7 separate regions of the Homo sapiens genome follow, and regions 2, 3, 4, 5, 6 and 7 are each linked to region 1. A link is an interaction called in ENCODE POLR2A ChIA-PET data of the cell type or tissue named here. Cell type or tissue: MCF 10A. All regions are shown on one strand. Region 1 has its middle 82 kb from the start of LINC03002. Region 2 overlaps LINC03002 (long intergenic non-protein coding RNA 3002). Region 3 has its middle 41 kb from the start of ALDH8A1. Region 4 overlaps LINC03002 (long intergenic non-protein coding RNA 3002). Region 5 holds the start of LINC01010 (long intergenic non-protein coding RNA 1010). Region 6 overlaps LINC03002 (long intergenic non-protein coding RNA 3002). Region 7 has its middle 11 kb from the start of LINC03002.

Region 1 (4,000 bases):
ACATAGCTCACTCAAACTTATATGTTTAGTAACAGAAATAACTGAGAGTTGAACCCAGTGTTCTTGGTCAGCTCCGAGACTAGTGAGGACACTCACTAGAAAAGGGGTTGGAGTCCTGAGCAAAACATGCTACAGGAAGCCCAGGAACACAGAACAAGCTACTTTTATTTTTAAAACTTAAAAAAAAAATTCATACACTTGTAACAAAAATTGGTGGATTTGAAGATTTAATGGAAAGTGCACACTCCCATATGTATGAATATATTAATCATTTGTGCTCTAGTCGAATGACTAAATATCATTAGATATGACAGGAGGGATGCCCTCCCCGCACCTTGGGAGTGACCCAGAATGACTGTGCTTCTTATGCAGTGACTTCAGGACTCCACGACCTTGGCCACCCATGCAGGTGTCCCACAGATTCCCTCCTCAAAGATATTTTGGGAGACAACGAATTTCAGGACTTCAAATGTGTGCCTTTATCTTGATATCACTTCCATAGCTTTAGATACCAGAGTCTATAATGGGTAAAATAAGTGAAAAGAGGTTTTCTTATGTCAGGTTTATTTTAGGGATTCCTAATATAAAGGTTTGGAAGGTCCTTTCTTGAAATGGCTCTTATGGAAAGGAAACCCAGAAACTAATTCTGTAATGCTTTCTTTGGAAAAATGGCTACTAACTTCTAGCACAAAAGACCAGACAGGTATCTGTATGTTCTATTTGGACCTACAATGTGCCAGACTGGGCTAGCCAGTTTACAAATGTGTTCTTATTTAGTCAGCTCATCAGCCCTGGGAAGTGGCATTTGGAGCTTGATAAATTGCCCAACGGCTCTCAGGTAGAAGAAGACAGAGCTAGGAGTCTAACCCACCACTTAAATAAAGCCCTCAGCCAATCAACAGGAGACAAACTCTACCTCGATTAGCTTCTTTTTTCCCATTCCTTCTCCCTCTTCTTTGCCTAGCAGAATCTCCTCTCAAAGCTTTAGAAATGACTCAACTTTTTCAACACAATCCAAAAATATGCTTCAAACCTTTATTCTTTTTCCCCTAAATAAGAAAACAAAACTTTATTAGCAGGTGAGTTTTCTCCTAGGCATTTTGTGGACTATAAATGAGGCCACGAATAATAATAATGGACAAGAAAACAGATAATGGCAACTGCCCAGGCTGCCAGGCAGTGTGCAGTGGCCAGTTGAGCCTCGCCATTCTTTAAAGATATAAAGTCTTGCTCTCCAGGTGCAGGAAAATTAATAAATACCCTTGGGGTAATTAGGGGCTGCTCCACCCACATGATGAAGAGGTGCCGTGAATTTCATTCTCCAGCCCTCTCACCTAAGACACGCTTACACTAGGTGTTCCATAAAAGTTTTATGAAGCTAATTCCCGTTACAAAGAAAGGTCCTGCAGACGGATGGGAATGTAATAGTGCTTTAGCTAAGATGCCATATTCAAGGCAGCACATGGATATGTAAATTTATGCTTCCCTTGGGAAAGGCAAAGAAAGCCATGATGCCATAAAGAATGGAAACATGCTCTGAAGGCCGAAGGAATCCCTGAAGTTCCTCCAGTTTGTCCGGAGCTGCTTTCCTGGAGCAGGTCTTCCACAGTCCACAGGTGTGCACATTCTAAGAACCTGGTCAGGGAGCTCCAGCAGCCCTTTCTGCCAGCAACTGAGTTCTCCCCCAGTTCTTATACACCTCTGAGTCAAGCCTTAGGGTACTGTCCAGGTGCCAAGAACATCCAGTCTCCACAGTGGGGAAATCACATCCTTAACATAATAAGATTAACTAGGAGGACAGGTGAGGTAAACCATGCATTTGTTCCAAGCTGGTATATTAAAATGCCCTGCCCAGCAACAGCTCTGATGCCATGTCAAACTGGTTAGAGCTGCTTCCTGGCAGAAGTCCTCAGTGACTCAATTCAGAAGGAAGACTAACATAAGATGAGAGAAAAAGTTGTCAGTTTCCAAACCTTCTTCAGGGGATTAAGAAGCTAAAGTCACACAGTGTTAATAAAGCCCTTTGGGAAATCACAGAGAGCAGAATAAACGAACAGGAGAGTCAGAGTGGATTTTTCTTTTGCTGGTGTGTTTCAGTGTCATTGAAAAAAATCAGAGCCCACTCTCCAGACACTGACAACCAAGGACTGACCCCCATGAGTCCACGGCTCTGAAATTTGCACAGTGGCTGGCTTGCTATTGAGTTTGCGCATCTCAATACCCTCAAAACCCTCCTGGGTTCCTCTGTGTCTGCCTGACTGACCTCCAGTGGAGTCTTTCAATCAGTAAGGTTCTCTTGATGAGAAAGGTTCCCTTGTGCTACTCAGGATCCCAGGCTCCCAGGCGATTCTTGATCTGATCCTCCCTGGTAAACTCATGTGACTGGGGGAACTTGCTAGCTCATTTTGTTTTCACAATAGGACAGCTTTCTCACAAAAGCATCCCAAAGACTCAATCATTTAGGATTCCAAGTTTTTATTCTTAAGGAGAATGGCAGTCCTTTAAAATGTGCCTTGCATCAGAGAGAGGTGACGAGAGAAGTGAGGGAGGTAATGGTGGGTAAAACCTTTAAAAAATGGACAAGTAATTCCATTAAAGTAATTAGGGCAAAGGTCCTAAAAGAGACCATGTTAAGAAACCTGATTCAAGTGCTGTAATTTAGCTAAGTGTATTGCTAAGTAATTCCAAGATTACTCAGCAGCTTACTATCCTCTTTTGGAGTTTCCCTTGATAAGATGTTTCCTTAATGAACTTGCAGGTGCTCATCTTCCTAAACCTGAGAAGGCTGGAAAAAAAAGTATCACAACCAGAGAGAGTGGGATAATTTTCTCTGCCCTTACCTCTCTATAAGAAATGTCCCCCCAACCACCACCTCCCTTACCCTTTAGATGCCTCTTCATTCTAGTTTAATAGTCTTTGATTTCAAGGAACAGAAATCCACTGAAATTAATTCAAACAAAGACAGAGAGAAGGAGAAAGAGGATTACATAAGATAAAAGACCGCCCACCAAGCTCAGCAGAATCACATGCAAATTGGAGCTGGAACCTCAGAAGGTCTCAGAAATGGGGCTGCTCCTCTGCCCCCTCTCTCTGCACCATTGTGTCTTGTATTTCTGCTTCTCTCGCACATCCCTTCCATTCTCCTCACTGCCTCTGCTTCCTGAGCTTCCTGGGAGACAGAATAATGCCTGCAGATATTTCATAAACGAGCTCGAGAATTGCCTTAGCTGCTCTGCCACTTACCAGCTGTGTGACCTTAGGAAAGTGATCGCATCTAAGACCTGGTTTCCTCATTTTCTAATGAAGATAGCGCTATTGCCCACCTGATAGGATTAGTCCAGTGCTTGGCACACAGGAAGCATGTCAGAAGTTGCAGCAACTAGCATTATCAATTGTGGCTGCTGCTGTTGTCACTGCTTATAGTTACTTCTTCTAATTCGAGTTGGCCCATAGCTTTGGCTTTGCAGGACACAAAGGCAATCTACTCCCTAGGCAACCTTGCATTCTAGCTCCCCCAGAGAACAGTCCTGGTTTATGGTATTCTCAATAAAGCTCACATTGGTGCCTGCCATGGTTCCATCAGCTGTAGCCAGGGAGGATGGTGGCTATGCTAGAGCAATATTGTCACCCAAGCTCTCATCAGAAGGGTCTGTTAGTGAGGGATGCTCCTAAGGAAGCATGCTTTGAATGTGACACCCCCAAAACATACCTACTACATTCTTCCATGAACTTTAAAACAAAGCTAAATATTGTTTAGCTTTTCTTAAAGCTATTATTCTTAAAGCTCCTTATTTTCTATTAGGAGTCCAGTATAGCATGAATATCGTCAGGAAACACTTTTGATTCGGAAGGTCTCATATATCTTTTTTTTTAATGTTAGGGGGAAATCCTCTCAGAGGTTAATGCTGGGCCCCAAAATACCTGTCAGCCCTAAGAGCATGTTCTCTTCTCTCTTAAAATCCACACAGTTCACATCAGTGAGCCTGTGTCTGCCAGACAC
Region 2 (4,000 bases), 92 kb before region 1:
TCCCAGCACTTTGGGAGGCTGAGGTGGGAGGATCGCGAGGTCAGCAGTTCGAGACCGGCCTGGCCAACGTGGTGAAACCCCATCTCTACTAAAAATACAAAAATTAGCCAGGAGTGGTGGCACCCACCTGTAATCCCAGCTACTCGGGAGGCTGAGGTAGGAGAATCGCTTGAACACGGGAGGCAGAGGTTGCAGTGAGCCAAGACCACACCACGGCACTCCAGCCTGGGACAGAGCGAGACTCTGTCTCAAAAAAAAAAAAAAAAAAAAAAAGTAAAAGTAACTTATTGGTAAGGCTAACAAAGTCACTAAAAAATAAAATCACTAAATAATTTTTTTTGTTTGTTTGTTTTTGGTTTTGTTTTATTTTGTTTTAGAGATGGAGTCTTCTGTCACCCAGGCTGGAGTGCAGTGGAGCAATTGTAGCTCACTGTAGCCTCAAACTCCTGGACTTAAGTGATCCTCCTGCCTCAGCCTCTCCAGATGCAAGTCACTGCACCCAGCAGCTTCCTAAATATTTGACTTGTAGACAGAAGACCTGGATTTGATCCTATCATCTATTACTTAAAATAAGAAAACCTACAAATTAGGTAGCCCTCAATTTTTTTAACCACATATTATTTTTGATTAGCACAAAAATCCCATTTTCCCTTCCCTCTTCTTCACTTGTGTAGAAAATCATTATTTTACAAAAAACAATCTTAGAGATAAAACAACAGAGACCTATAGAGGTTATGTGAAATTATAATATCTCAAACTCAGTTCTCTTATATTCTAGTCATGTGTTACTTTCAGTATGCAATCAACAAACAAAACTAGGCTGGGCATGACAGCTCATGCCTATAATCTAGCACTTTGAGAGGCTAAGGCAGAAGGATTGCTTGAGCCCAGGAGTTTGAGACCAGCCCAAGCAGCATAGCAAGACCCTGTCTCTAAAACTAAAACAAAAATAAACACACAAAAAGGAGACAGAGAAAGGCAGAGAGAAAAAGAGGAGAGACAAAGGGAGAAAAAGAAAAAAACAGAGAAAGGGAAGAAAGAAGAAAGATAAAAGAGGGTGTTGTTGTGAATGTTAAGTATGGCATTCCAAGTAGAGAAGAAAATGATAAAGTAGTAGAAAAAATATGGAAATTTGGAAAAAGTTGTCCTCAAACCAGAATAGCTACTGAGACTACCAAATTGTGGCTGTAATTTAGTGGATAATTAACATGAAAAATGTTGGATTAGGGAGATGCATACAATTTTCCTTCACAGAGGTGGCTTGGTGTGATGGAAAAGATAAAAAACAAACAAAAACTCGTCTAGAAATTCAATGCTTCTGTTGGAATTTGGTTCCACCTCTGAAGTGCAGGGTGACCTCGTCCATGTTGTGTAACTTATTTACTCTTCTTTCCTCATATGGGAAATGATGATAGAGTATCCATCAACCTACCCACATCACAGGGTTATCTGAGGAACTGATGATATCACTGTTGTATAAAAGCTTTTTGAAAGTTGTAAAGCACCAAAGCAACATGTAACATATGACCACAAGTAAACCACATGCTGTTCCTTCGCGTGGAAGTTGGAAAGTCAAATGCAAAAGTAAAATGGAGGAGATGGGTTACATCATTTTAAAGAAAAATGCAGCTGATCCCATTAACCACAGCCAGATTTTTAAGACCAACTTTGACATTTTTTGAGTGCTTAATCTTTTTTTTTTTTTTTTTTTGAGACGGAGTCTTGCTCTGTTACCCAGGCTGGAGTGGAGTGGCGTGATCTCAGTTCACTGCAAGCTCCGCCTCCCGGGTTCACGCCATTCTCCCGCCTCAGTCTCCCGAGTAGCTGGGACTACAGGCGCCTGCCACCGCGCCCGGCTAATTTTTTGTATTTTTAGTAGAGACAGGGTTTCACAGTGTTAGCCAGGATGGTCTCGATCTCTTGACCTCGTGATCCGCCCGCCTCAGCCTCCCAAAGTGCTGGGATTACAGGCGTGAGCCACCGTGCCCGGCCAGTGCTTAATCTTAAGCAACAGACCTTACGCAATTTTGTTTTAGTATCATGAACACAAGAATCTGTTTGTTTTTGTTTTTGTTTTGTTGTTGTTGTTGTTTTTGACAAAGTGGTTTGAAGAGGCATTGGGGAAGGAAGCAAGATACTCACAACTGAGGGGACCTCAGCCATTTGCCTCCTTATTTCAGAGCATTGTGAGATGACGGTAAGGAGGAGGGCTCACAAGGGGCTCGTGTCTGCCTCTCCGTCTGCCGCTGAGTGACGAAGAGCAAACTGCAGAGCTGGAGACACAGCAGTATCCCAGAGAACTGGCCTGATGGCTCCTCCTGGGCCACGCACCTCCTGTCAGAGCTGGCCAGTTAGCGTTGGCAGACAACCTAGTTAGGACAAGGACATAGAATCAGAGTGGCTGACACAAGAGAGCTCCTCACTGTGACAGCAACTCAAACTTCTGGGGCTCCAGAAAGGAAATAGATGTTTGGAAACAGATATGACAAAAGGCCTTTCCCTTCAACTGCTCAGCATGTGAGACTGAATTTTGGAAGATTAAAAAAAATAAAATAAAAAGAACCATTGTTCATCCCCTCAGGGCTCAGCAAGTGTTTTATCACATTTTTATGAAATATAGTCTTCGCCGCAGAGCTTTGTTTGCATGAGGGTGTGTCCCATCCATGGGTGGAAAATTTCCATAACTTTTTTCCATTCTGTTCTGTTCCTCCCTCTTTTGTACAGTTTTTCAGGGTCTCTGTCCATTGTGATTCTAACATGGACCAACCCTAAGGACCAATGTTATTTGCTATTTTAAAACTTGAAAGATCAAAATGGCAGGGGAAGAAATCAGAATCCTTTTAGTGCCAATTACTCGCCAAATGTCTGTATGAAGAGCCAACGTGACACCTTTCTTACTTAATTCATCCACCAGTGACATTTGTTAAATGATTATTCAGCCAATACTATGTCAAAGAATACCATATACTTTAAAAAATCCTTTAATTCAGCAAATCAGCTGATATGAGTGATTTTGTTCCTAAAAAGGTTGGTGTGTTTAAATCTCTTTCCCACTTGCAGTCTTCCCTACTGCTGTGTCTGAGGCAGGTGTTGACAGTTGTTATTCTGTGGTAGGAATTTTTAGAAACAACAGCACTGTAGGGTGGACAAATGGCTTCATCAGGAAATCATGCACTGGTTTGAGATAAGCAAGGGTGGATTTGAAAATCACCTTCCCTTTAGTGTCACTTGTACTTTCTCTTCCTTTAGCTGCTCTCTGTTGTGAATTCTGTCCCTGCAAAGCTTGTCACATACTCCTTACATACACCCTCCTTTCTTGCACAGAGCAATGATCTTACCATTTTCTGAGAGAAACTCATAGATTCGTGTATTACGAGACAAAAGTTGACATCAGTCTTCTCTTAGATCGTTTACAGAAACAAAACAAAGAAACAAAAGAAAATTAGTGCTTTCTGCAGAGGAACAGGTACACACACTGGGATGCCCTGCACTTCCTGGACAATCAATTCTGGAAACACTATGGTCACCTACAGCACCACAATGAACTGCATTCCAAGAAGCCTGGAGAGCAAATGCTGAGATGTTCTTTTTGGTACAATGCAAAAGCATATCACATTGCTGTTTGCCCACAGCACACTTTTTAACTTAAAAGTAAATGCTAATACTTTGAAGATTAAATATTAAAAAAAAAACCTCAAACCTAAGCAAATTTTAGTCTCTCTGGAAAAGCAATTGATAAATAATACACTCAAACTGTGACTATATTTTCACACTGTTAAGAATTTATTTATTAAAAAATAATATGTTTCTGGAAACAGCTCCCTTTTGATCATCTCCCCAGAGCTAGAATATACACACAAATTCTATGGAATCAAAGCCTTGTAGGTAAGAAACAATTTTGTTAGATGAATTCTTCAGGAAAGAAGATCATGCCAAGATAGGCCATCTACTTTTAAAAAAAAAAAAAAAAACTGGATTCTCCATCCTATAATAATAGATC
Region 3 (4,000 bases), 290 kb after region 1:
TATTAGGAATGTCTCTTATTGGTTTTTAGCCTTTTTTATTTAAAGTCAAGCTATACACAAAGTACAGAAAGCCAACTTAAAATTACAGAACAGAGTGCAGAAGTTACTAGCCTAGATAATGAAATTAATCAGCGGGCCAGTTGAGAGGGGAAAGGATGGAGGCCTGGGATGGTGGTCACCATCTACTTTCCTCATCTTACAGAACAGGGAGAAGGTAGATAATGTCAAAACTCGATAAATCAACAGATTAAAATTTATACATATTAAAGTTATCCATGCAACCATTAAATATCTTAATATATGTTTATAAATATATATTTTATATTTATATATATTTTTATATATAAATATATATTTTATATTTATATATATTTTTATATATAAATATATATTTTATATTTATATATATTTTTATATATAAATATATATTTTATATTTATATATATTTTTATATATAAATATATATTTTATATTTATATATATTTTTATATATAAATATATATTTTATATTTATATATATTTTTATATATAAATATATATTTTATATTTATATATATTTTTATATATAAATATATATTTTATATTTATATATATTTTTATATATAAATATATATTTTATATTTATATATATTTTTATATATAAATATATATTTTATATTTATATATATTTTTATATCTAAATATATATTTTATATTTATATATATTTTTATATCTAAATATATATTTTATATTTATATATATTTTTATATATATATATATTTTATATTTATATATATTTATATATATATATATTTTATATTTATATATATTTTTATATATAAATATATATTTTATATTTATATATATTTTTATATATAAATATATATTTTATATTTATATATATTTTTATATATAAATATATATTTTATATATATTTTTTTATATATAAATATATATTTTATATATATTTTTTTATATATAAATATATATTTTATATTTATATATATTTTATATATAAAAATATATATATTTTTATATAATATAAAATATTTTTTATTATAATAATAATAAACACCTTCCCCAGAGACAACCTGGAAAGCCTGCTCCAGGTGAGGTCAAAGGAGGACAATGTCCTCTCGTGCCCGAAGTGCTGCCGGCTGTTCAGCAGGAAGACCTGGAGAGGCAGACCCCCTGGGAACCAACTTCCCACTGCGCTACTCTTTCCCTTCTGCCTGGCACAGGGAGTGCCGGGGGCTGGTCTAGGATGATTCACCTGCCTTCAGGCCATCCATGTTAGATATTCCCATAAGCCACTGAGCTCAGACTTTTGAAAGACAATTTCAGCCAGGCGCGGTGGCTCACACCTATGATCCCAGCACTTTGGGAGGCCGAGGCGGGCAGATCACCTGAGGTCAGGAGTTCGAGACCAGCCTGGCCAAAGTGGTGAAACCTTGTCTCTACTAAAAATACAAAAATTAGCCAGGCGCGGTGGTGCATGCCTGTAATCCCACCTACGTGAGAGGCTGAGGCAGGAGAATTGCTTGAACCTGGGAGGTGGTGGTTGCAGTGAGTTGAGATGGCACCATTGCACTCCAGCCTGGGTGACAAGAGCAAAACTCCGTCTTGAAAAAAACAAAGGAAGGAAGGAAAGAAAAGAAAAGAAAGTTTCAAAGCCCTTGGTCCTTGCTTCAGATCTGCTTATCTTCTGGGAATTTCCAGCGTCCTTTGCTTGGGGGTGCCTGCAGCTGACTATGACTCCATTAATATAGGGTGGATTCACCCCTGAGATGTCCCAGGGCCAAGCCTCTCACTTCAGGCTTTGTTCATGAGGGTTTCAGTTTGTAGTGTGGGGAAGATATTTTGTTCCTGGGTATCTACAGCAAGCCTTCTGAAATGTGTGTAACAGTCCAGAACAGTCACTGTCAGTCTCTGCTGCCAAGCTTGTCGGTGCCTCGTGTCAGCGCTGACTCACCCAAAGGCCGGTGCAAATCATCATCATCACGACTCTGAGGCTTCTGCCAAACAAATCATAGGCTGCTTGCTCTTCGGGGAAGAATCGTAATTCTGATTGCAGCTGGCCATTCATCAGGTGCTGGGAATCTGCCTAATCTTGTCTGTTGGCCTAGGATATGCCAGCTCCACGCATCTGATGATGACTTTCCCATCCCACACCTCGTCGCAGCCCTCCTCCACATTCCTCAGTCCAGTCTTACCCTTGGAGCGATCAGAACATTCCAACCTCATCTCATAATGGCAGTTCATTCCAGTGTGACTCAACAATTTCCAACAAAGCCTTGAAAAATACTCCCGGAATATTAGGGATTCATGGAGTCACTGAATCATAACAAGGTTAATTGCCAGGGTTGTTGAAATCACCCTGTGTAGCTCTCTCCCCACTGCCAGATGGACAACTGAGGCATGGAGAAGCTTATTGGCTTGCCAAGGATCTTACAGCAAACAACTCCTAAACAGAACTAGAATGCAGAATATACAGAACCTATAGAAATATACAAGCATCAAAGAAGTAGAGGTATTCTGAGGATAATGACAACTAATTGCAAATTCTGATTAAGTATTTTGGAGCTCCTGCCTACATATAATAAGCAGCTGGCCTCTATGTGTTCTTAATTACAGCTGTTGGAATTGGAGTTATATGTGAAACAAGTACTCTATTTTAATATTTCAAGCTCAGACATAGTGAATGGCGGGAGAGGGTGGAAACCCCTTCCCTGGGGGACTGAAGGTAGAGTGGGGCCATCTGGGGTGGTTGGGCTGCTGTGTGGGGAGCAGCCTCTGACTCTGTGCAATTTATGTGACAGCCCCAGAGCTTCGGGCTCTGTGACTACACGTGCCAATTGCCTGCAGGAGCAGGTCCCTGCACAGAGCATAAAATGCTCTCCTGAAGCATCTTTTTAAAGTGCCCACATACCAGGTCCCAAGGACTGCCGCTGGGAAGTAAGCAGCAGGCGCTCATGAATTTCTAATAGAGGAAAAATGATTTTCATGCAACATCCTTGAGAAATCAAAGCATGTGAGAATCATCAAGATAGGTAAAAATTTGAATATCAGCATATTTATCTCTTCAGGGGATTTTTGAACAATTTCTCTGATGTTTCAAGTTCAGCAAAATACATACTTCTGAGGTCCTCTTTGCATTGATTTTAGGTATCTTAGGGGAAATGTATTCTCCCACTAATAATCTACCAGAAAGCAGCTCTGAGCGTTTCTTTCTAGTAACTCCTGGGGTCCTGAGACTTGGGACTTGGACTCAGCGGTCTGCATTCAGGTCGAGTTCAGTCATTGGGATGGAAGTGATACAGTCCCCCTTGGGAGCGATACCAAAGTGCTTACCGAGCACTTGCTTCAAGCTGAGATGACTGAACTCTCCTCCCCTCTCCTGCCCCTTCCTCTGATATCCTAAATAAAGGGAGAGAGTTCACAGCTCCTGGACAGTATTCGCAGAACATGTACTGCACCCTTTCCTCAGGATGTATTTAGTGAATCCTAATCTTGAGAAAGACTGACTCCCTGAACTTTAAGGTTAGAAATAATTAGACAAGAAAATCCCTTCTCTGGATTTCTTGTAACTGTCAAAAATGATGAGTAGTGGAAAAATGGCTTCAGGTCATACTTCTCGCTCTCCCTGAACCTTTGCACTGTATTGTGTATAAAAAGAATATAATGTCCCTGTGTCATGATAGGGTGAATGTTGCTATTTCTGCCTTTTGACTGTTCATTATCATTTGCTATCATAAGCCAAGGGCCTGATAGATAGCTGCAGAAACCTAAATAAATGCAATAATTACTCAGGACTGTTCAACCCACTCATCCTCTCATTCACCTCTCCTGTACTACAGAAAATACCTCCTTTTGTCTTGGCAAACACAATTTGGAAAAATGGTTTAAGCCCTGGCAGCAATAGATAGCTAATTATATTCTATTTTGATTGCCTTAGAGGTTAGCCAGCCAGAAAGCAACATTTCATTTCCATGTTCTGAAGAATTTTAAGGCATCCCAGTT
Region 4 (4,000 bases), 85 kb before region 1:
TTCTCGGGCAAAATTTGGAGAGGGGAGTAAAGCAGCAGCCATTTGCTACCTTATATATGTCTCTTCGCTGCTGGATCACCTCTTGCATGAGACAGCAGCTGGGCCTGCAACTGTTCCACCTTCCCCTGGATGGATCCTCCTGAAGCTTCTCCAACTCCTGGGCCAGGTACACACCTTTACTGAGCTCTGTTATGAAGGGCTCTGCCTCTGAAGGACGTTATACAACCAAGGTTAGAGGCATTCAGAACTGGTGCAAGTTTCAGTCTGTCCTTGTGAGCCCCCACTGTGTCTGGGGTTCTAGCCTGCTCTGGTTCTTCCCCACTTTATATCCATCTTCCTTTCCTGACAACCTGTCATTGGAATTCAAGCTCCAGCATTGGATATGAAGACAACAGCTTTACAGACATGACTTAACCACTTAACCACACCACACTATTATGTAATGTCAAATCCCTGGAACTGTATAAATACATATACATACATACACACAGGCATCCTAGTGTTTTTGCTTCTCTTATTGAAAACTTAATAATACAGTATTTTAGTTGAACGTTAAAAGATTACATTCTTTGAGAAAAACAGCTTTTTGAGGTATAATTGACATACAACAAACTGCACATATTTAAGTTGTACAGTGTGATAAATTTCGACATATGCAGATCCCCTAATCAAGACAGTGAACATATTCATCACCCTCCAAAGTTTGCTTGCTCCCCTTTCTATCCCTCTGTCCTTTCCACTCCTTCCCCATCTCCCCAGACAACCACTGCTGTGCTTTTTCTTCCTCTAGATTAGTTTGCATTTTCCAGAGTTTTATATAAACAGAATCATACTGTATGTACTCTTTTTTTGGTCTGGCTTCTTTCACTCAGCATAATTATTTTGAGATTCCTCTATTCTGTTATGTGCTCATTCTAAAATAGTTTACTCTACAAGGTTAAATTCTTTTTTTTTTTTTTTTTTTTTTTTTTTTTGAGATGGAGTCTCACTCTGTCGCCTGGGCTGGAGTGCAATGGCCTGATCTCAGCTCACTGCAACCTCCGCCTCCTGGGTTCAAGCAATTCTCCTGCCTCAGCCTCCTGGCTAGCTGGAATTACAGGAGCCCGCCACCACGCCTGGCTACTTTTTTGTATTTTTAGTAGAGACGGGATTTCACTATGTTAGCCAGGCTGGTCTCAAACTCCTGACCTCGTGATCCACCCGCCTCGGCCTCCCAAAGTGCTGGGATTACAGGCGTGAGCCGCCACTCCTGGCCCAAGGTTAAATTATTAATAAACAACATTCTGGTTAAGTATAGATCCATCATATGCATTTAGATGCATTGTAACTGGGCATAACTTAGAGAAACCAAAATCCAGACCATCAGAAATAATGCATTAGGAGCATTTCCTTATATCAGGAAGGTCTAGAGATAGTACCATTACATCAGCCTCACCATTAAGTGGTGGGGAAAAAAGCTTCTTTGGAAAGGGTTTCCAAAGGCTGGACTTTACATAAAACAGAGATTTTGGTAAGTGGAGTAGGGCTGGACATCACCATCTCCAGAGGTTAGCCAGGAAACCTAGGGAAGGGATGGCATGCCATCTGCTGAATTTTGAGTGTGGCATCTTCTGAGGGAGTCATGGAATGACATCAGCCTGAATAACCGTGAGTCATTCTTGTTCATACCTTTCCCCAGCACCATCGGCATGTGAATTCAGCAGCCCCAGAGTTTCTCCTTTCATCCAGTTTTGTTCTAGCCCCATTTGCTCTCATATTGCCCCAGATGAGCCAGGAGGGACAGACTGCTCCATAGGGTGCCTGAAAACCTCCAAATATGAGTCATGGAAAGCAACATCATGTAGTTGGCATTTGACTGAAAATCAAGAGGTCTGGATGTTAACCAAGAGCTGCCACTTAATTATAAGCTATGTGACTATGGATAAATCAAATTCTCTCTCTGAATCTCATTTCGTCAACTGTAAACTGAAGGAGTTGGACAAGGTGATCTTGAAAATATCTGCATTCTGTGTAATTAAGAGTGGAGTAACAGGCCAGGCGCGGTGGCTCACACCTGCAATCCCAGCATTTTGGCAGGCTGAGGCGGGCACATCACCCGAGATCAGGAGTTCAAGACCAGCCTGGCCAACATGGTGAAACCCCGTCTCTACAAAACTACAAAAAAAATTAGCCAGGCGTGGTGGCGTGCACCGTAATTCCAGCTACTCCAGAGGCTGAGGTGGAAGAATCGCTTGAACCTGGAAGGCGGAGGTGGCACCATTGCACTCCAGCCTAGGTGACAGAGCAAGACGCCATCTCAACAACAACAACAACAACAACAACAACAACAACAACAAATTAGCTGGGCATGGTGGCGCGTGCCTGTAATCCCAGCTACTCAGGAGGCTGAGGTGGGAGGATCGCTTGAAACCAGGAGGCAGAGGTTGCAGTGAGCTGAGATAGTGCCATTGCACTCCAGCCTGGGCAACAAGAGTGAAACTCCATCTCAAAAAAACAAACAAACAAACAAACAAACAAACAAAAGAGTGGGATAATAAATGCCCAGAGGATTAACAGGTGTAGTCATGCCAAGCACCATGTGGATAGCCTGAATTAAATCCCTACTTGTAAATGTGCTAGGCTATAGCATGGCCATCCATTCATCCATCTGCTCACCCATCCATCCACCTGTCCGTCAATAAATATTCACTAAGCACTTCTATGTGCAGGACATTGTGGTCAGCACTGGAGACAGGAAGATGAATATGGTCTAGCTCCCTTCTTCAAGGTGCTCACAGTTCAGTGAGGGCAGAAACATTTACACATAACTAATTATGCATGATAATTTTAAAATGTATATTTAGAACAGAGATGGTGTTTTGGTAATATCTTGATCCTCAGAACTTTGTACAAAGTTAAAGCAAAATAATTGTTTTTTCTGAATATCAGAATACATGGAACAAACAGCATTTTAGAAAATTCTACAGGGAGATATGGGAAAGAGGGATTTAAAATATTTCTTTAAACTAAAAATAGAACTACCCTTTGACCCAGCAATCCCATTCTGGATATATACCCAAAGGAAAATAAATCATTCTACCAAAATACACCTGCACTCATATGTTTATTACAACGCTAGTCACAAGAGCAAAGACATGGGATCAACCTAGGTGTCCATTAATGGTGGACTGGTCAAAGAAAATGTGATACATACACACCATGGAATACTATGCAACCATAAAAATAAATGGAATCATGTCCTTTGCAGAGATGTGGATGCAGCTGGAGGCCATTATCCTAAGTGAATTAGCGCAGAAGCAGAAAATCAAATATTGCATGTTCTCACAAGTGGGAGCTAAATATTGAGTACACATGGACATAAAGATGAAAACAATAGACACTGGGGACTCCAAAAGTGGGGGAAGAGGGGAGGAAGCAAAGCAAGACTTTAACAGCTGCCTATTGAATACTGTGTTCACTATTTGGGTGATTGTTCGAACAGAAGCCCAAACCTCAGCATCACTCAATACAGCCATGTAACAAAGCTACACATGTACCCCCTCAATCTAAAAAAAATTTCTTTAAGTTCCTTTAGGAAACTCACGGCCCCCCTTTTCCCTGACATGTCTTACCGACAGTTATATATATTTCTATATGTATTCATTACTGCAGCAGACCTTTAGGAAGAGAAAGAGGAAAGAGAAGAAAATTCAAATTCTACTCTCCGTATAACTGAACAAGTAACCATCAATTTTCCCTCTCTGGAAAAGGCCACGAGCTTTCTAGGAAAAGAAGACACTATCTAGAATTAGCCAAATTTAATTAAGTTGATGTTATTAACTTACACTATTATATACAAATGTGATGATTGTAAACTGGAAGTTCATCTTCACGAAGCAAATAAATATTTTTGAGACTTATGTCATCAACACTAAAATGTTTACGTATTAGCATCTACATTCTCCATAGATAGTTTTAAATAATTAAATTTATATTTTTCAAAACACTACTTGATTTTCCT
Region 5 (4,000 bases), 190 kb before region 1:
TGACAGTTTTGAGCAAGCTTGGTCATGTATTTTGTAAAATATCTCTCAGTTGGTGTTTCTAGAGTGTTTTCCTCATGATTAGACTGGGGTTATGGGTTTTGAGGAGATCACAGAGGTAAAGTGTCATCCTCACCACATCACATCAAGGGTACTTGCTATCAACACGACATCACTGGTGACGTTAACCTTGATCACCTGGCTGGGGTGATGTCTGTCAGCTTTCTCTGTTGTAAAGTTGCCCTCCGCCCCACCCTTTTCATACTGTATTTTTTGGAAAGGAAGTCACTATGTGGAGCCCATACTTAACAGGGTGGGGAGTTACACCAGAGTCCTTGAGTGGTGAGTAGAACGTTACAGCACAAAAAATTGCTTTTTGTGCACCCTAATGTATACAAATTTTTGAAAAATCACTTAGGATATTAGGGGATCCCAGAATGGAGTGCAGGCTATGACAAAACAATCTAAGTGTCTTACAGATGTATAAAATAATTTCCCTGAAGGAGGTGGGAGGAAAGTTGCTGACCTAAACAACTTTAGAAATGAATGGAGACTACAAGACCAAAGGCAAAATAAACTGTATGTAAGCACTGTATTCTCGTCAATAAAGTTGCATCTCAGGAGTATAGTTTGATTTTGAGGGCGTTATTCATGTGTACTGGTATTGAGCAAATAAATGAGTGGATGGTGGATGGTGGGAGCCAGGTTTCTCACTGTTGGAGTGGAAGGTGACATACAAAGACAGGAAAGAGGCTAGAATGATCCATGTGGTATAGGATTAGAGTTGAGACAACTGTATGCACTCACATTTAGCTTAATATAGATACGAATAATTACATATATAAATACTTATAGATATGTGTACATATAATTATTAGAACACACGTATATATTTCCCTGTTCTGTCAACATTCCAGTAGCAAGAAGATCTTGATTTCTTTTATTTATTTATTTTTTTGAGATGGAGTCTCGCTCTGTCCCCCAGGCTGGAGTGCAATGGTGTGATCTCGGCTCACTGCAACCTCCACCTCCCGGGTTGAAGTGATTCCCTGCCTCAGTCTCCCAAGTAGCTGGGATTCAAGGCGCCCACCACCAAGCCCGGCTAATTTTTTGTATTTCTAGTAGAGACAGGGTTTCACCATGTTGGCCAGGCTGGTCTCGAACTCCTGACCTCAGGTGATCTGCCTGCCTCAGCCTCCCAAAGTGTTGGGATTACAGGCGTGAGCCACTACACCCGGCCCCAATCTTGATTTCTAATACCATTCTCCAATGGTTACTTGGAGACATGGCTGATTTTAGGACGGGGAAGGGAATACCTAAGATAAGCCTGCAGCATCTTGTAGTTCCAGAAGGCAAGGAGGCACTCAAATGAGAGCAAAAAATAAAAAAATTAAAAAAAAATCCACAGTGATGGGAATATGTCAAAAAGACACACGGCTGAAAAAGTTCCCAATGGCCAAAACTGAAACAATTTAAGCAAATCAATCAATCGATCAACAGTGCGCTGTTGGACTATAACTCAAAGCTTAAGATAAATATCCACATGCCCATACTGATGAAAATAAGTGATTAAAGAACTGAACAAATAGGAGAGAGTAGACAAATCCTCAGTGCAGAAGAATTCCAAATGATTTTTGTAAACCTAATTTTTATACCTATAATTTTCATTTCAATGTCATAGAAAACTAAGTGAATTACTATGAATACTATATTTGTAGAGGAAAGACTAAGGGATGGTAAGGCTGCAGAGCATCCTGTAATTAAAATGAGAAAACCGAAAGTCAAACAAAGTCATCAGTGGGCAGATTTTTATATACTTCAGCCTTAGGTTTCCTTGGTAATAACCCTATCTGGCAACTACTACTTATTCCTACATAGATCTTAAGAACACAGCTCTCTGGAGTCTCCTCATACCTATTTGAATAACGAGGTGTATGTGTCCTCATACAAGAGCACATTCACTTCCACCTATGCACACCCTCGAGAAGAGAAAGGAATGGAATATTTTTGTTTTTATTTGTAGCTAAAACAAGATTTCACTGTTTACTAGTTTCTAAATACCAAAACAATGATGGGATTCTGTCATCTTCCTGGTCACTTACTGCTCATCGCTCACTGTGTGGGGAGTGCAATGAGTCAGTGGCAAATGCTCTGCAGACACGCCCCTTGTTCATCTGAAACGCACAAAGGAGGGGTGGGCTGTGTGACTAAGCCTGTGTGTGGATTCTTACAGTAAGTTATGTTTCTGAGAAACAGGCACTAACAATAGCTCATTTAAAAAACAAAACACAACGAAATAAGCACCATTACAATTGGTGAAAAACATGTTTAATCTTTTGCCTAAGAAAGTTTTGATAGCCCAACATAATTGAAATGGTGGCTATGCATCGTTCCACCCTAGTTACTCTTAACGGCATGTTTTGAGTCACCAAACGTGCGTCCTGCTCAGCCTTGCCCAGGCAACTGTGAACGACAGCCCTTTCCAGAGGACCTCAGAATGACAGGGGCATGTCACAGCACCTTCCTTTCTTCCAAGAAATGCCAGGTCACAGGGGGTGTTCACTTATTCTCAAGTGACATTCTTGTCCTTAAAATATTTTTTTCCTCCATTATGGTTGTGACAATTGTTAGCATAAATATTAGCCTGAAAGAAGGACAATTCTTATGAAGCCCAAATTGGGTTTAAGTTATAAGTAACAGTTGTGTTTTTAAAAAATAACTCATCCTCATCATACAACCAGATAAAGTAGAAATCAATTGTCATATAAGATATACAAAATTTGGGTATAAATAAAAAGATAACAACTGGATTAAAATGATCCTTTGCCATATTTTACTCTCTTGGAAGTGAACTCTGAGCATACATATAATGATATGCCTAAAAAGTGTCAATGACACAGCTATTTTCAATGAAATTAAGGAAATAAAAGACCCAAAATGCTCATACTTAAGATTTGTTAAACCTTATCCCTGGTCAACATTCTATGCAGATCTGAAACTGAAACTATTGCAAAATGATGCAAGACTGTAAGTACTCTCTGGAGTTTGGGTGCATTATTTTTGTAATTCCTTTTATGTAATGGAACTATTTCTTTTTCCAGGGCCATATAAACACCTGAAGAGAGGACGATGTCAGGTCGACAGATTGTGGAATTTAGATTCAGCACCTAAGCTATTTGAGGTTGACACTCACTGAAATCTTGAGTGTTTGCACCTGCTGTGGAATAAGTCATTGTCCTTGGACACCTTACAAGGTGGAGTTTGTGCACATTTGGGAAGAAGGAGGCGGCTGGCAGAGTGACTTCCTTATCGACCCACTCACCAGCATCTCCATCTCCCTCAGGGGGTGCTGTCCACCCACCGTGTTTTGTTTACATCAGTAGCAAAGACATATGAATCATCTTCCACTTTTTAGCTATGAATGAAGAAGTAACCTCTGACACCCACTAGTGCGACTGGCCCTTACATGCTGGTATATGTCAGACTCTTAGCATCACTCTCATTTCATACTGCTGTTGATGATGTGAATTTTGGAAATATTCTCCCCTATTGGGTCTTTCTCCATGACAGATGATGTCCTTTGGCTTCGGTTTTTTGCCTAAGAACTGTAAGTGGTGCTTGCTAGCCCTACTAAGAATCCTGCCATTGTTGCAAATTTCAGAAAAAAGGTAATGCATTTAAGGAACTTTTCCCTTTGTTACAATTATTTTCTTTCTATATTAAGTAGCTTATAATTAGGATAAAGAGATTACAGAAACAGGGATGGAGAAGGACGGGTTGAGGGGAGGAGAGAGAGTGCTGGAGAGACAATATCATCACTAGGAAAAGACATGAGTAAAAAAATAGCGCAAACAAGAATTATGCTCCTCAAAAAAGAGCTTTCTGGTCACCTTGCAAGGATTCTATAAAAGTTACAGGTTACAATCGAAATAAGTAAAATATTTAGTTAACAAGGAAATGTGCATCGTGCACATAATTACTGAAAGTTATTACCAGTCACTGT
Region 6 (4,000 bases), 98 kb before region 1:
TTTATGTTTGTGACTATATTTCATAGAAGCCACATTTTCCCAAGAATGTTCTTACCTTTTAAAATTCTATACATCCTATAGTATAGGACATAGTGATCTAAAGCTGGTATCTAAGTGGTTTCATCTCAAGGAAAATTAAAACATTGCATGAAATGAAAAACAGCAGAGAAAATTTAAGGGCCAAGATCTTTTGTACCTTTTCTATGTCAAGTTTGGGTTTGCATTTTCAAAACTCTTAGAAAGATTAACAATAAAAATAGGGCACCTTTTTTTAATCTCTGTTGTTTGCAGATATAAGCATATTTTACTTACTGAATTATTAACTTTTCCATATGCCTGTCAATTTTTAGAAAAAGACCAAGAACTTCTAAAATAACATGTCAGAATCTGTGATTCAGAGAGAGAACAAATGTATTCAGCTCTCAGAATAACCTAAGCTCTGACCCAATTGAGTCTTAAATGAGAAGCTTTCTAAGAATATGGTTGTTTCACAGTAACTTTCTATGAATTCTCTCAAACAAAATTTAACAAGGGCCACGACTTCTTAAGATATTCAAAATTTAACACTGCTCATCCTTTCATCCATTTTCGGGGGAAAAATCAAGCTACAAATCCTTAAAAATTAAGCAAATAAGCAGAAACCTTCCTGTACAATAAGCATTTCAAGACACTTCAGGAGGGTTGTGTCTTTCTATTGAGTTATATTTCAAGTAATTGCATTAGCAAAAAGGTGTTAGGAGATTAAACATAAAGTGTATTCCATGCAATCCCTTTGGGTCAAGGTACACTGCCCTAAACACACTAGACCAGTGTTCATTCATCTGTGGGATGGTGAAATTTCTCCCACTCTCCCTACCCCCAGAACCCTCACCTGTGGTTCTTGGAGGCACTAAACTCAGTTGTGGGGCATCCGTTGTTCTGGCCCAGAGGGTGGGCACCATGAAGGCTGTTGCTCCTGAGCCCCTTCCATCAGGGCAGCCACAAAGGAGGTCAGTTTTTATTCAGTTGGGTTTTCCGTTGTTTCTTAAAGGCCCACAGTTACAATATCAGAGGCCCGAGTGAGATGTTGGTTCCCTGGAAGAGTTAGCAAATGAGCTATGAATACCTTATTAATAGTAGCTTACCAAATAATTAACAAAGGCAGGTGGAGTCAAAACTCACATATAAATAAGTCACTTGGAGTACATTGTGATTGCTGAGAATGAAGATCTACTATACGGCTTACTCCAGTGAAAGTATATATTATATGAATGTAATTTCAGAGACCCTTTTTCTAAATCAACTATAGAAAAGCTAACTCTCTTTTCTTCTACTTTTTACATCACAATTAAAAGGAGACCCCATTCCTTTGGTTCTAGAAGTATGTTACAAGAACAAGAGCAAGAGTCTGTTGGCTTTTTGCTTAGCACCGGTATTCCTTTTGTGTCTCTCAAACTTGGCACGTGAGTAAGTCATTGAAGATTGAGTGTGTTATAGAAAGAAAAACCACACTTGAGTTTGAACCTGCAGCTTCAAGGAACAAAACAAATGTTGGCCTAAGAAAAAAAAATAGCGAGTTACTCAGTGTCCAAATGAATCTGCTGTTTTAGGGGGAAACACCTTGAAAGAGGTAAAGGGTAATTTCTTCACATGAGAACCACAGTACCTGGCAAGGTATCTGAGTGAACCAGGCTGTGGTGAAATGTTTTTCTCCTGAAGCATTTCATCACACCACTCTGACTTGCTACAATGACTGCCTGGACATGCTGACTCCAGTGAGTTCCAGGCATCAGTAGGGTCTGAAAATATAAGCAAAGGAAAACACTTCACAGATGTGGGTTATTTCAGAAAATTGAAGAGAAGGAGGGAGATTAGGGGTCCTAAGCAAAGCATTAATATTATGAGTCAGACATACCTGCAGTTCCCAGATGCTTTGCAGATTCATTTTGTGCCATGCAGCACACATCTTCTTCCTCTTTTACTCTTGCAGATTCTCCTGTTGATCCTCTTCCCTCCCACTTGGAAATTTTACTTCTGCTGGATTTTAAAGCTTTGATTCTTTTTTTTTTTTTTTTTTTTTTGTGGTGGAGTCTTACTCTGTTGTCAAGGCTAGAGTGCAGTGATGCAATCTCAGCTCACTACAACCTCCTCCTCCTGGGTTCAAGTGATTCTCCTGCCTCAGCCTCCCAAGTAGCTGTAGCTGGGATTACAGGGCCCGCCACCATGCCCGGCTAATTTTTGTATTTTTAATGGAGACGGGGTTTCACCATGTTGGCCAGGCTGGTCTCGAACTCCTGACCTCAAGTGATCTGTCCGCCTCGGCCTCCCAAAGTGCTGGAATTACAGATGTGAGCCACCACGCCTAGCCTAAAGCTTTGATTCTAAAGCAGGCTGCTCTGGCCTGGGTATATTGGCTTGATCACAATGGTTCCCTAGACATGGACTAAGCAAATTAGCAAATGAGATATACCTGGTGTAAGCCACCTTTCAGTGAAGAGACTAATTGGGAGTGAATGGGTCCTACATTCTTTATATCAGAACTCTTCTTGGTTCAAATTTGCCAAATGGTTGGCTACCTCTTAATTATATTTGACCTCAGAAAGCCAACCATACATCTATACTTCAGAGAAAGACAAAGAGTAAAAGAAAAGTAATCCAAGTGTCGGTTGCAGAGAATGGGTGCGGGGAGGAGGGTCTCTGCTTTACATCGTCATTCTGAAACTCAAGATCTTTCCTACTAATGCAGGACTCAGCACACTACAGCTCACAGGTCAAATATAGACAGATTTTGGAAAAGAAGAAAGGTTTTGTACATATTTAAAGGAAAGAAGCTGAAGGAGAAAGAGGAGGAGGAGGGGGAGAAGAAACAGAGACTTTATACAGTCTACAAAGCTTAAAATGTTTATTATCTGACCCTTTACAGGAAAAGTTTGCTGACCCCTCATATGACTCAGCAAATCTCTAGGGCTCTGAAGCACTTCACTGGGTCCCCCATAAGCAAACCTTGGAACAGAAAAAAGTGCTTGAAGGATTTTGTGGGAGGTGTTAGAACCAGGCTTCCAGGAGGCATATGCTTCTGGTAGATAGAACTCAATCACATCTACCTGCAAGGGAAGACAGAAAATAAAGTCAAGCTCTCTGCCCAGGAGGGAAAGGGGTTTGGTTGGTGAAAATGCAGTTGTTACAGGGCACCCAAGGTTAACTGCTAGGAGAATTAAATTGGCAGTTGTTGAGAGCTCAAGAGAGCCAGAGCACTTCAGACAAAGGTTATGGAGGTGGCTTCCCAGAAAAGATCAAACTAAGATGGCCAATCAGCAAGAGGGTGGGAAATGCAGGTAAATGGAATGAGATAATCACAGCACAAACATGGGAAATGTAAGGCTTGGCCAGGGAATAACATTTAACAAGGAAAAGGTCCCACTGGGAAGTTCTGGGATATCATCTGCTTAGAAAGAAAGATTGGGTTCAGGTTGTAAAAGGCCTTGAGTGTCAGTTCATATATATGGATACCAACTTTAAAAAAAATAATTTTTTTCGGATTTTTATCTTATTTTATTTATTTTTTACACTTTGGCAGCATTGTCTATGGATCTGGAAACTCTGCATGTTGGGTTTCTTCATAGGTGTCTCTGGATAAAGGCCACCCTCAGAAAATAGGGATACTTGGATCTCAATAAATGAAATAAAATTTTGAAACTTGACTCATCTTTTCTGAGGAAACAAACTTACAAATCATACATTTAAAGAAGTAGATGACAGCATTTATAATTGGTGTAAAGATAATAAAATGAATACTCAGGCTCCTACCAGCAGCGTTAAGTAACAAAACACTGCCAGTATTCGACACCTTTGTGCCCTTCTTGATCACATCTCCTTCTCCCTGCCACTAAGGGCAATACTGAAATTTATGGTACTTGTTCCTTGATTTTCTTTATAGCTTTACTACCTATTTATAGATTCCTGATAATATATTGTTTAATTTTACCTGCTTTGACCTTTGTACAGATGGTACTATATTATA
Region 7 (4,000 bases), 71 kb before region 1:
GGTTGTCACTGTAATTATTTCTATACTATTGCATCTGAGAGTGGATCCTTCCAAAAGTAAAAAATCAACTCTATTTTCTACTTCTCTTTCCCCATTATATCTCATCCTCTACTCTTATTTTTAATTAACTCAGAATAAAATTTTTGAATCTCTCATCTAGCCCACAGTTAAAGTGTTGACATACCACTTGTTGAAAGTAATTCATCTTCAGTTTATAAATTCAGAAACCAATTGGTAGCCCTCAGATCATCATGAAATTGACTAGGTTTTCATCATCAAGTCTCTTGCTCATCTGACAGGACTATGCATCCAAATGGCACCATTATTCCTGATATTCTTTTTCTGCTGATAACAAAGTTTTAAAGTTTTTAGAATTGAGAGCTTTCTCTGGAACAATGTTTTCTATGTAAACCAAGAAAAAAGGAGAGACACATAAATTATAGGTGTGTAGTTTTGATGAGATAAACACACCTTGAAGCCTAGTATTTAGTAGCATAAGAACCTTATGAGAAACTACTTTTTGACTTGAGGAAAAGTAATAGAACAAAGGTAATCCCTGATGACTGAATGTAAAAGTTTTTAAATTTTTGTTGTCTCTCTGCACATAGAAAAAAATCCCTCTAATCCCAAACTACTGGTTTGGAAAGTGAGCTGTAAAGTGGGCGATTTTAGTACATTCTCCTACTCAGAAACACTGTTAAAACAGAAGCAATGGGATTTGAGAGCAAAGGGCCTTCTGTTCATCTATAAGCTTTCATTTGGATCACTGAGTTTACTTTTTGTGACTACATGGACTCTTTAAAAAATAATAATTCATATTTACTTCAAATTTTTATGTTCTTAAATTGTTTTTAGTAAAAAAAAAATAGTGTCTAAAGAATTGGATCAGTGAATGCAGATGAAAGTTTGAATTTGTATTGGATGATGCTTTAAACTACAAAACAGATATAATTCTATGGTCAGAGGGATTGAACTTGAATTGTTTTTAAAAAGAAACTTGAATATTAGACAGTTTTCAATACTGTTTATAGCAATAATATCATGTAAATGTGGAAATAACTTCTTCAGTTTGTCCCAATCTCAGCACCTGGGGGTGAAGTTTTATTTTTATATCCTCTATGTTATTAAATGATAACATTTAGTAAAGTCACATTTCATTGTGACTGACAATATCTTATGAGAACAGAGCTTAACAAAACAAAGCTGAAAGAAGAGTTTTGGCTTTGCTTCATATTTCATTTCCTGTCCATAGCTTATTGTTATCAAGGATGGAGAGCCTTTTTACATTCTTTAGAACAGAGAGTTCATTTACCATTAGTAGATATTTATACCAGAGTGAGTGAACAAATGAAACTGTAGCTTTTAACAATAATGAAATAGCCCATTTAAGACAGTCTTCTCTTCAGTCACTTTTGGGGTAACTAAAGCTTGAGTTAAGATGGCTCTATTACACCAAACTATTTGACTTATTTTTTTTTGAACATTTTGACCCTCAAATATGTATCAGACCTTTCTTTTTCAATTATTTTACTTTATACTAAAGATTATCAAATTCCAGGATAAAATTTCCAACAAGGTAAGAATAAAAGTTGAAGGATTGTGGTCAATAGAAAGATCATTGGTTTGTTAGGGTTTTGCCCCTTGCTGACTTTAAAAAACCATTTACTGGATTTTGAAGTGAATTTTCCACTCACAGAAAAAGGACTTATGGAAAAATAACATTCATGTGGGAAAAAAAAAAATCAACTCACTGCTGCATCATCATCTCTACAAGGACAGGTAAGGGAAAAAGCACTTATTATTTCTCTGGCTGTAATCAAAGAGATTAAGAGAAATTTTAATGGAGCACATTTTTGTTTTAAAAAAGAGAGAAGAGGCACAGTTTGAAACCATCAAGGATTACTTCCTGTATAGAAGAAGTCAGCTGCATGCATACAATAGCGAAGAAGCTACGTTCCCTCCTGGAGCCAGACCAAGGTCAGGAATTTCAATTGTGATTCCTGACTCATGGAAAATTCTGACGCATTTTATATGTGTGAGGCTAGGTACATGCAAACCCACCAATTCATTAGCACCATCAGTGTTTTCACTCATTACTTCTTTTTTTTTTTGAAACTAAGAAAGAGCATAAGTGGAGGAATGCTAAATTTATAATACATTAGAACACAACCTCCCCTCCTGATTCCTCCCTCTTAGTTTTAAGACTTTCTCTGATATTCATGCTATTAGGGTTTGTCCCACAGTCTCAAGGTCAAATACTAGCAAGTGTTCTTAGTTGTTTCAAGCTATTTAAAACTAATTGTATTTAAGTCATTGCATATATTATTTATGGGAATGTAAACTGTTGCAATTGTTTTGAATGGCAATTTGGCAGTATCTATCGAAATATCTCCTCTGCCAAGAGACTTCCAGTTTCAGCTCTGATGTGTAAAGAGCTTGGAAGCTGTCATTTCCATCCTTACAACAAGATCAAACTGAAAAACTGAAAATTATCAACTTTTCTTGGACCCATCAGAGACGTGAGGAACAAACTCTGTTCCCATTATCCCTGCAAAATTCTGGAATCCAGAAATGAGTCCAGCTGAGATCTGCTCACTGGAAGCAGCTGCCTCCGGAGTTCACAAACTGGTAAGAACGCTTAGATGGCAATTCTGACAAATTGCTAGAGGCTGAGTGTGCATTTGCCTAGGAATGAGAAACTCTTAGGAGTCATGACCTTAGGGTTGAAACACACAAACTCTCTCTGAGCAGGAGTACTCCGGGAAGCCAAAACTGAAGAAGAGACCAAAAAAAGTACACTAGAGGAATTTGAAGCCTCTGGCACCTTAATTACCTCAGATATTAAACACAGCCCAGCACCTAGCAGATTAGCATAAAACCTCACACTAGAGATCAATATACCTCTGTCCCTATTACCCAGTATGACACATCTGGCTTTCCACACACACACAAAAAAATTGTAAGGCAAACCAAATGCAAGAAAACGCACAATCTAGAAAGATAAAGCAGCCTCAAAACCAGGCTCAGATATGACGCAGACATTGAAATCAACAGACAGGGAATTTAAAATAGCTATGATTAAAATCTGAGGGTACTAATGTAAAAAATAGATAACATGCAAGAACAGATGGGTAATTTAAGTGGAGAAATGTAAACTCTAAGAAAGAATAAAAAATACTAAAAAGAAAAAACACGAAGATAAATGAAGGATACCTTTGAGAGGCTTATTGGTAGACTGGAAATAGCTGAGAGAAGAATCAGTGAGCCTAAGTTAGATTAACAGAAACTTCTCAAACAGAAATGCAAGGAAACAAAAGAATTTTTAAAAATAGAACAGAATATCCAAGAACTGTAGGATAATTTCAAAAGGCATAGCATACATGTAATTGGAATACCAGAGGAAGAAGAAAGAGAGAATGGAGCAGAAGAAATATTTGAAGTAATAATGGCCAAGAATTTTCCAAAATTAATGACCAACACCAAGCTACAGATCCAGAGAATTTAGAGAACATGTAGCAGGATAAGTACCAAAATATCTATACCTAGGCATATTATTCAAAATGCAGAAAACAGAAGACAAAGAGAAATTCTTGAGAGAAGCCAGAGGACACTGGGTGCTGTGGCTCACACCTATAATCCCAGCACTTTGGGAGGCCGAGACAGGTGGATTACGTGAACCCAGGAGTTTGAGACCAGCCTGGGCAACATAGCGAGACACCGTCTCTACAAAAAATTAAAAAATTAGCCAGGCATGGTGGCATGCACCTGTAATCCCAGCTACTTGGGAGGCTGAGGCAGTAGGATCATCTGAGCCAAAAAGTTCAAGGCTGCAGTGAGCCATGTTTGTACCACTGCACTCCAGCCTGGGTGACAGAGTAAGACTCTGTCTCCAAAAACAAAACAAAACAAAAAAAGCAAAAAGCAAAAAGCCAAAAGCAAAAACATGCCAGAAGGAAAAAAGTCACCTCATCTACAGAGGAATAGGAATAAAAATTATAGT

What was found. ChIA-PET counts read pairs that join two places held together with the same protein. Peaks named below come from ENCODE experiments on the same cell type or tissue, not always from the same donor. Only the 100,000 strongest peaks of a DNase experiment are listed, where the experiment ranks them.
Region 2: POLR2A ChIA-PET joins it to region 1 with 11 read pairs; 2 of 35 experiments call an interaction of 5 or more read pairs at or near these places.
Region 3: POLR2A ChIA-PET joins it to region 1 with 10 read pairs; 2 of 35 experiments call an interaction of 5 or more read pairs at or near these places.
Region 4: POLR2A ChIA-PET joins it to region 1 with 12 read pairs; 2 of 35 experiments call an interaction of 5 or more read pairs at or near these places.
Region 5: POLR2A ChIA-PET joins it to region 1 with 25 read pairs; 2 of 35 experiments call an interaction of 5 or more read pairs at or near these places.
Region 6: POLR2A ChIA-PET joins it to region 1 with 25 read pairs; 2 of 35 experiments call an interaction of 5 or more read pairs at or near these places.
Region 7: POLR2A ChIA-PET joins it to region 1 with 21 read pairs; 2 of 35 experiments call an interaction of 5 or more read pairs at or near these places.

Annotation. Positions count from the first base shown.
Region 1 is chr6:134,620,271-134,624,270 of GRCh38, forward strand. No RefSeq gene overlaps it. Among named protein-coding and RNA genes, the nearest start is that of LINC03002, 82 kb to the left of the region's middle. In MCF 10A, no CTCF peak of the experiment used is centred here; a DNase peak (open chromatin) is centred at 1,791.
Region 2 is chr6:134,528,696-134,532,695 of GRCh38, forward strand. It overlaps LINC03002 (long intergenic non-protein coding RNA 3002), which reads right to left. Exons shown (of 3, transcript NR_125856.1): 2 at 2,143-2,369. Among named protein-coding and RNA genes, the nearest start is that of LINC03002, 9.3 kb to the right of the region's middle. In MCF 10A, no CTCF peak of the experiment used is centred here; no DNase peak of the experiment used is centred here.
Region 3 is chr6:134,907,122-134,911,121 of GRCh38, forward strand. No RefSeq gene overlaps it. Among named protein-coding and RNA genes, the nearest start is that of ALDH8A1, 41 kb to the right of the region's middle. In MCF 10A, no CTCF peak of the experiment used is centred here; DNase peaks (open chromatin) are centred at 1,240 and 2,060.
Region 4 is chr6:134,535,624-134,539,623 of GRCh38, forward strand. All of the region lies in intron 1 of LINC03002 (long intergenic non-protein coding RNA 3002), which reads right to left. Among named protein-coding and RNA genes, the nearest start is that of LINC03002, 2.4 kb to the right of the region's middle. RefSeq lists an enhancer at 1,286-2,485. In MCF 10A, no CTCF peak of the experiment used is centred here; a DNase peak (open chromatin) is centred at 1,728.
Region 5 is chr6:134,434,217-134,438,216 of GRCh38, forward strand. All of the region lies in intron 4 of CT69 (cancer/testis associated transcript 69), which reads right to left. It overlaps LINC01010 (long intergenic non-protein coding RNA 1010), which reads left to right and starts at 3,500. Exons shown (of 3, transcript NR_038217.1): 1 at 3,500-3,665. RefSeq lists enhancers at 1,686-2,885, 2,035-2,329, 3,487-3,546. In MCF 10A, no CTCF peak of the experiment used is centred here; DNase peaks (open chromatin) are centred at 2,155 and 3,345.
Region 6 is chr6:134,522,461-134,526,460 of GRCh38, forward strand. LINC03002 (long intergenic non-protein coding RNA 3002) reads right to left here. Exons shown (of 3, transcript NR_125856.1): 3 at 2,858-3,083. Among named protein-coding and RNA genes, the nearest start is that of LINC03002, 16 kb to the right of the region's middle. In MCF 10A, no CTCF peak of the experiment used is centred here; a DNase peak (open chromatin) is centred at 1,681.
Region 7 is chr6:134,548,829-134,552,828 of GRCh38, forward strand. No RefSeq gene overlaps it. Among named protein-coding and RNA genes, the nearest start is that of LINC03002, 11 kb to the left of the region's middle. In MCF 10A, no CTCF peak of the experiment used is centred here; no DNase peak of the experiment used is centred here.